Regions from separate parts of the Homo sapiens genome. Here region 1 is linked to region 2. The links are chromatin contacts, found by Hi-C in ENCODE. All regions are on one chromosome and are shown on one strand. The core of a region is the stretch at or near the end of the contact, and the rest is flanking DNA. Distances in the headings are between cores, read along the strand shown.

Region 1 (4,239 bases), core at 1,030-3,529, 120 kb after region 2:
GGCTGAAGGCAGGCCTTCACGACTGTTCAGGACAAGATGGAGGCCAAAACTCAGACTTCAGCAGTTGTTTAACTCTTTTTCCTGCCTTTGAGACTGTCAGACTGTCACCTCGATGCAGGCTCACGTATCTGCAGCGCTGGCTGGCTGTGTGCCCTGAGCTCAGTTTCCTCATCTGTGAAAGGGGGATGATGATACTTACCTCACACATCTGCAGTGCGGATGAAATGAAATAACGTATGTGCTGCATTCAGCAAGTACCTGGCCCATTCCAGGGGCTCAGTAATGGTAGCCATTATTCTGATTATTGTCATCATCTTTCAACTTCACACCCACCAGACCCTGGTGGACTCAGCAGATGAGCGGAGACGACCACTGTGGGAGCCACTGAATTGCCCCAGGCCCCAGAATGGAACCTGGCACCAGCTGGAGCAGCCCTGCTGTCCAGCCCTGCTCCTGGGCAGGTCAGCTCTGAACCTTCTCCGTCCACTCTCTGAAAACTGCCTAGTATATCAGCAGCTGAGTCACCACTGTGTGCCAGAAAGGAAGCCACTCACACACTGCATAGTGCAAAAACCCCACCCCTCCAATTTCCGTTTTGTTAGAGAGAATGTCACTGGTGAGGGCCTGCATCCATTCTCTCACCCCTAAACAAGGGGGCCTAAGTAAAGCCCAGAGAAGCTGGGCTGGAGCTTTTGAAGAAGCACAGAATCCTAGGCTCAACACCCCAAATCGATTCAGAAGGGCTGGAGGATTCGGGACCATGCCCTAGGAAAGAGGGAAGCTCTCATCTTCTTGTCAAGAGGAGGCAGACAAGCTCCCGGCTGGCACTTTGAGGGAGAGAGCATCTTCATTAGGAAGATCATTGGTTTGGGAAGTGATTAAATAGAATTAAGAAGACAGGGCGTGGGTGGTTATTGGTGTGGCCAAGGCTTCCAGGAAGAAGAAACTGTTTCATATAATGAGAGGGAGGAATACAGATTGGCAGGGGCATTTGGCAGGAAAAGGGCAAGAAGCAATTTGATAGGAGAAGGAGAAAGCCAGCCTCAGCTCCAAAATGTGACTGTCCCCAGGACCCTTCCCTAAAATGAAAGTGCTCTGAATGTCTCATCCAGAACTGCGAGAGGGAATGGTTTTCTTGCCAGCATTGACCTGGGGCAAAACATGGCCCACAGGCACACGAGCCTCAGCCAGACACAGAGGAGACTGTGACACATGTCCCAGAAGGTGCTGAACTCCCACGAAGGCTGACAATGTCCCATGGCATAAGGGCAGGGAGGAGGTGAGTCAGGAGAACCCCAGCAGCCATCAGGTTTGTACAAGGATCTGGGGCTGACGCTCCTGCAGGTCACTGGCTAGCAAAAGACAGCCAGTCATGAGAAGGAGCCGAAAAACATAAAAAGAACCAAAAAAAAAAAAAAAAAACTCAATAAGCCAAATAATCCCCACACTTTCTCCTTTTAACTGGTCCCCAAAACACCCTTTTCAAGTAAGAGAACACTGGCCCAATGTTCAGCTTTCCTGCAGGTAAAAAGAATTTTAATTAAAAAGTAAATTGCAGTTTGAGTGCACCTGGTAATGTGTGCAATGGCCTTAAGCCAATTAAGAAGAGGTTTCCCTTTTATCCTTTCCTTCACCAGGTTGAATGTATTGCTTGGCTTTTACAGAAAGAAGAAAGAGAAAAAGCAAAAAGCGACAAGGCATCTTCATAAGAGACCCCACCTCCCGGGTCAGGAGATGAGGCGGGATGTCAAGGTTGTGCGTCGCAGCAGCCGGGCCTCCTGTGCGCAGGACAAATGGGCAACGTGATCCCCTTGCAGGCTGCTGCCTTCCTTCGGGACTCCTGCTGCATTAGCAAAATCAATGAAGGGGAGAAGAAAGGGAGGTGCAATCCCAGCCAACCTTTCCCTAACAGCTCTTTCCTAAAAACCACCTTCTGATGCCTTGTGCCTTGTTAGAAATGGAAAGGGCTATGTCAGCAGCGAAGAACTTGAGGCTTGGACCAGCTGGCTCCCTGGAAACCCAAAAGGGATGGGGTGGCCTCTCTTGCCCCCTGGCTTCAGGAAGGAAGGAAGGAAAGAAGGAAGGGCAGCATCACAGGGCAGCCAGGGAAAAAACAAAGACAGCCAAGAGGGCGGCTCGGGTTTCCCAGCCAGCAGCACCCCAGCAGACACATAGGTTTGGCTGGGAACTGGCTGTGGGCAGACACAATCCCACTGGAGAAAAATGTGAATCTGGACATTTGTTTAGCTGAGTGGCGGTGATGGCAAAGGAAGGCTCCAGTCCTGCAGCCGTGGCATGGCGCCAGCTCTCAGGAACTTACTGAGCCACCCTGGTCTGCTGGATCTAGGGAGCCCTGAGTCGAGCCCCACCTGTCACCATACTCTAGGTTTGACCAGGACTAGAAGATGACAGACAGCAGGCTACTCGGCTGGGCTATATGGCTTGCTCACTGGCTTGCTCACTTCAGGTAGTGATTTTCAAATTCCGTCATTTAATGTGTGTCCAAATAAACTCCTATGCAAACCTCAATATATAATACAGATGGAATGGAGCTGCTCGGATTAGGTGGGGGTTGAGGTGGGAGTTTCTATCCCTGTCCTACCCATCAGGCCTCTAGCCTCTGGAACCCCGCCAGGGTACCCCATGGGCATCGCAGGCCATCATCAGAAACCGTGAAGATTAGACCTGGGCTTTGGGACTGACACCTGGAGCTCCTTGTGAGGAGGGGCAGTGAAAGAGCAGGTACGATTAAGATTAATTGATAACCTGTCTCTTTCTGAATAAATGATTAAGCCCATTCCTGTGTGCTCTAAGGCCATGCCAACAGACAATTGTATAAATCAATGTGCTAAGCCCTGGAATGCTCAAGAGCTAATTTCCACATTTTCACTCTGTTTCAGTGAGGAGAGAGCCCTGGGAGCAGGGGTTGTGAAGAATGTGGCTTGAACATTCTGTAGTCAACCTCTGAGTTGTGACTCAGTGAGTTCTCCTATAAAATGCCTTCAGAAAACCTGAAAACTCAACAAAAGATGTGCCCCAACCCCTCAGTGTGGTGGCTTCCTAGAGGATGAGAGGAAGGCCAGGTGGAGGGAGTCTGGACGGTGGAAAGTTCTGTATTATTCAACTTCAGACAAAAAAGCAAAATGGAAATTGAGTTAAAGAGACAGACAGATATCTCTGTGAAACAGACTCTCTTTCACAATCATTTTGACCCTGGGGTTGCCACTAACTCACCATTGTGACCTTTGGCCTGTCACATTCCATGTTTGGGTCCAGGTTTCCCAGTTTGTTCCCAAGATGCAAACCCCTTGGTGAAATACCTCGGCAGACTCAGGGCAAACCTCATGTGTTCTCAATCCGACAGCAAGGAAGGTGCCATCTTATTCCTTCTCCCTCCCGCCACCCCCAAAGACTAGCCCTGGGTCCTCCTCATCAAATTTGCTTTCCTAAGACCGTCCCTGAGATGTAGCCATGAACATCCCAGGCTTCTCATGTTTCCCGGCTTTTGCCCAGACTGTTCCTCCACTTAAAATCCCTCCCTTCCGCATCCTGCTACTGAACTCTTCTTCCTCATTTTTCCAGTGCAAATGTCTACAGTTCTGTGGCCAGGTAGCTCAGCCACTGGAGTTGTAGATTAATGAGACCTCCGCACAGAAATACTATTCAAAATACTTAACAACTGGAACAGATGGGCACTGCCCATGCAGAACACCCAACCAATCTGAACAGATGTTGGTCAAGACAGCCCATATGGCCATGCCAGCATGTTCCAGTGACCATTGGCCCTGCCCACACCAAGGGTCATCACACCATAGCAGGGCTGCCTCCATCCCTAACTCACTCCTGGGCTCAGCAGGGATTAGGGCAGAGGATGGACAGCTCTTTACCAGCTGTGAAGCATCTCCAAGGGCAGTTCTGTAGCCACAGGATCCAGGGTTATTTCTAACCTACCCTGGACTAGGCAGTGGCATTGTGACTTTTGTAATCTCCACCGTCCTCCGGCACAAGGCACTTTAGTGAAAGGTTGCCAAAGACTGTGTCATCCTCCACGGTGCCACCCTGAAGCCTGCTTCACAGCTCCCTGCGGCCGTTGGAAAGAGGGAGACAGTGTGTGTTGATAAGGACAATTTATGTGCTGCATGTGTTTTGTCTATTTGCTGGTGTCCCGAGAGAAGCCGGCTTGCTGAGCCAAGGCTGCGGCAGCCAGAGAGACTTCCAAAGACATGAGACAAAAGTGCC
Region 2 (3,978 bases), core at 631-3,130:
TTAAGTGAGATGATGGACACCCCGAAAGTGCTTAGCAAACCATCAGATAGGTGGTAAAGTGTATTAATAGTTTCCTATGGTGCTCTAGCAAAAACCACAAACTTAGTAGCTTGACAATGCAGACATGCTATCTTACAGTTCTGAAAGTAAGAAGTCTGACAGGCATCTCACCGGGCTAAAATCAAGGTGTTGGTAGGGCCATTCTCCTTTCTGGAAGCTCTGGAGGAGAGATTCTGTTTCCATGCTCTTCCCAGTTTCCAGAGGCTGCCTGCATTCCTTGGCTTATGGCCTCTTCCTCCGTCTTCAAAGCCCACCACAGTGGGTCAAGTCCATCCCACATCGCAGCACTCTGACCTTCTCTTCAGCCCCTTCTGCCACATTCAAGGACCCCTACGGTTGCGTTAGGCACACCTGGGCAATACAGGCTACTCTCCCTCTTTAAAAGTCAGCTGAATTCACAACCTTAATTCCCTATGCAACCTTAGTTCCCTTTTGCCATGTAAGGTAACATATTCACAGGTTCCAGGGATTAGGATGTGTACATCTTTGAGGGGCCATTACTCTGCTACCATAGCAAGAGTCCAATCATTGTGTGGCTTTTCCCATCTATTAAAAAGAGATTCTAATACTTCACTCACAGGGTTATAGTGAGGCAAAATACCAATAGCTGACATTTGCAAAGAGCCTACCATGTCCAACACTACTCTGAGCAAAATGGCTCTGTCCACCCCAACACTCACTGAGTGTGAACACACCCCGTACAATCTGGGCAGGGCTGTCATCCAAGTTCTCCAAAGGTGCAGCGCACCTGAGGGCTGCAGGTGGCCATGAGCTGTGAAGGAGCCTTATCTCTGCCCACTCCTCCCTGACCTTGAAGCCCTTTTGGCCTTTCCTCCCTCGTACACTCACTAACAAGGTAGAAAGGAGAGCCCTAGCTGGTGCAAAGCAGGGACTGAGGCAGTCGCCCTCCTGCCTCCCTGTTTCTTCCTGACCCACACAGACGGAATCATTATAGTGTCCAACTGGCTTCCTGCTACTGTTCTTTGGACTTCGGTGTTGGTATTTGGCTACTCTTAAGTGTGGCTTTCAAAACTCCCTAAAGCTGCAGTTCTATTGTTAGTTTGTTGTTGCTTTTATTTGGGGAGGGGGGATTCAGAACCCTCTGAGAAAAAATGTTAAAATTGTTTTTCTTTATAAACTACCCAGTCTCAAGTATTCTTTTATAGCAATGCAAAACAGATTAAGACAGCCAGGGATACAGGAATTTGGCCCTGCACTCTGGGAGGTACTGGCAAGAGTTAGGGAAGGCAACTCCAGCTAGGTGGGCTAGGACTCAGGAAGGGTGGTGGGTCCCAGCAAAAGACCAGAGTCAGTTCAGTCCGGGCTGACATGGCAGACAAAGGACAGGAAGACATCTGACTCTGCAAGCTTAGTCCAGATACTACAGGATGATCTCTCTCCGTCAGAAAAATCCCACTCCACTCCTGACGGGCTGGCACTGCTGGGTCTTTCCTCCCCTGCAAGGGGGACTTCTGGGCCTGGGTGTGTCTGAGTGTGCGGCTAGGATGGCTGGTGCAGGTAGGAGCAGCAGGGCTCAGCATGTGCACACACACTCACAGAAGTGGAAATAGCCTTGATTAGAAATTATGCAGAATGAAAGCTGCTATTAAAGGGTCAAGTTTTTACACTCCATGCCAACTATATAAAGTACATGTGAAAAAACTCATTTTAGAGAGTGACAAATGTCTGTATCTTAGGAATCAGAATTTATATGTGCCATTACTTGCTACTTTAAAGCAACCTTTAAAGCTAGAATTCTGCCTAGGAGAGATATAATAAACTCTGAAGCACATACCGTTATCCCCCCCGCTCCCGCCCGCCACCGAGCTGACAGCCCGGAGCTGACACCCGGACTTCTAAATATACACTACACTGTTCACACATAAAACAGTGTTCCCAGTGTTTCCACACATCAATCTATTGGAATGAACAAGCCGGACCAACCCTGCTAATGTTAAAGAGGCATGCTTCCCTGACACAGACACACGGATGGGAACAGCTGGGCTAGACAGGGAGAAAGCAGTGTGGCCCTTGCCAGTAGGACAGCCTGCAGCCCAGAACAATGCCAGACGCCATGACTCCTTTCAAGGCTCTGCTACAAGAGTCCTTGCTTTGGGAAACCTGCAGCCTGAATGAAGCTGCAAAAATCATATGTACCTTTCATCTGTAATATTACTCTATCATGTGCTCCCCTGTCTCAAACAGCCTCTCCCAGGAAGCCTGCCTGTTTCCAGTTTCTTTCTTCTGGTCTTAAAGGGAAGCGGGGTGCTGTAGGAACAGCAGCAAGCATCAGACTTCACCCAGAGGGCAGTCAGATTACAGATCGTGGGGTCCCACCCCAGAGTTTCTCATTCAGCAGTCTGAGGGGAGGCCTGAGATCGTGCATTTCTAGCAAGTTATGAGAGGATGCTAAGGCTGCCGGTCCACGGTCCCCACTCTGAGAATCTCAGCTGTAGAGGAGGAACTTCCTAGTCTTGGCTCTCAGTACATTCAGTGTGTGGCTGTGGCAAAGTCTTTTCTTTTTTTTTTTTTTTCCTTTGCGATGGAGTCTTGCTCTGTCGCCCAGGCTGGAGTGCAGTGGCATGATCTCAGCTCACTGCAACCTCCACTTCCTGGGTCCAAGGGATCCTCCCACCTCAGCCTCCCTTGTAGCTGCGGTTACAGGCTCCTGCCACCACACCCGGCTAATTTTTTATTTATTTATTTTTTATTTTTTTAGTAGTGGTGGGGTTTCACCATGTTGGCCAGGCTGGTCTCGAACTCTTAACCTCAAGTGATCCACCCGCCTCAGCCTCCCAAAGTGCTGGGATTTCAGGCATAAGCCACCGCACCCGGCCCTTCCTTTTCTTTAGGCTGCCCTTTTCTCATCAGTAAACACAAGGTGATCTCTAAGATCCCTTCATGCCCTAAAATGTCACAATTCTAAGGTGCTCAGATCACTGATTGTGGCTTACACAGGGCCTGGTGGCTTTCACTCAGAAGCAGAATGTTCAATGGAACCACCTGAAGTCACACAGCCAGGCAGCAGCTGATTCTAGGACCGGGAAGTAAAAAAGGGTCTTAATGCCCTCATTCCTGCTCAGTGCTCCCTCCACCACCCGGGAGGGGTCCTGCAAAATGGCTCTGGGGAAAGGCAATCTGCTCAAAGAACAAGTATTTGGGGTGTCAGCCAAACCCCAGAGCCTGAGCCCTGGGCACACCAGCAAACCTCCTCTCTCAGAGACCCCTTAACTGTGTTGGTGCCTGGGTCTAGATGTATAGCATGCACCTGCCCCTACAGGACAGGCAGGTGGGAGGGTAAGCAGTGCTCTGCAGTGTGGAGAGAGAGGATATCAATCACAAGACCCTGGAACTATTAGTACAGTCTCCCACAAGAGAACAGGGTTCCTGCTTCCCTCAGTTATCACTGGCTGTATCCTCACACATGGACATACACACTCAGACAGACAGACAGACACACACACACACACAGAGAGAGAGAGAGAGAGTTCCAGAAGCCCGCAGCAGCCTACAAAAGCTCATCCTGAAAACAGATTCTTCTAGTCCCAAGTGGTTGCTCACTGCTTATAGCAAGAGCATTAAAAATGTGTCATTTCAAAGATGAGAAAAGAACACTTACAAAAACAAACTTGTGAGAAGAAATATTATTCAGTTAACTAGCCCACATCTGATTCTTTAAATGTAGTGTACAGTGCAGAAGGATAAATACGAGCCAGGGCCCCAGCGAGGTTGAGGTCTGCTTACACGTCCCCTGGGAGCCCTAGCTGTTGTGGCCCCAGGGCTGAGCGTGCCATCACTCCCAGCAGCTGTCGGCTCACTGGACGTCTTTTCATTACTGTCCTAAGTCGTAAATCTCTCACCCCCAGCAGTCACAGCTGTATTTCATCAGGGAGAAGTGGATTTGTCCTTCGAAAAAAC

Evidence for each region. A loop is a pair of places that touch in the nucleus more often than their neighbours do. Pooled maps may share reads with other maps.
Region 1: a loop to region 2 is called in a pooled map of right lobe of liver, with 1.8 times the contacts of the local background. The contact joins two enhancer-like sites. A Hi-C loop is called at or near these places in 1 of 50 pooled maps.

Annotation. Positions count from the first base shown.
Region 1 is chr11:11,576,927-11,581,165 of GRCh38, forward strand. The region is part of intron 1 of GALNT18 (polypeptide N-acetylgalactosaminyltransferase 18); the gene reads right to left. Among named protein-coding and RNA genes, the nearest start is that of GALNT18-AS1, 9.1 kb to the left of the region's middle. Within about 2 kb of position 2,280, at least 9 of the 41 ENCODE cell types and tissues checked have a DNase peak (open chromatin) inside an H3K27ac peak, as active enhancers do.
Region 2 is chr11:11,459,696-11,463,673 of GRCh38, forward strand. All of the region lies in intron 1 of GALNT18 (polypeptide N-acetylgalactosaminyltransferase 18), which reads right to left. Among named protein-coding and RNA genes, the nearest start is that of GALNT18-AS1, 110 kb to the right of the region's middle. Within about 2 kb of position 1,881, at least 5 of the 41 ENCODE cell types and tissues checked have a DNase peak (open chromatin) inside an H3K27ac peak, as active enhancers do.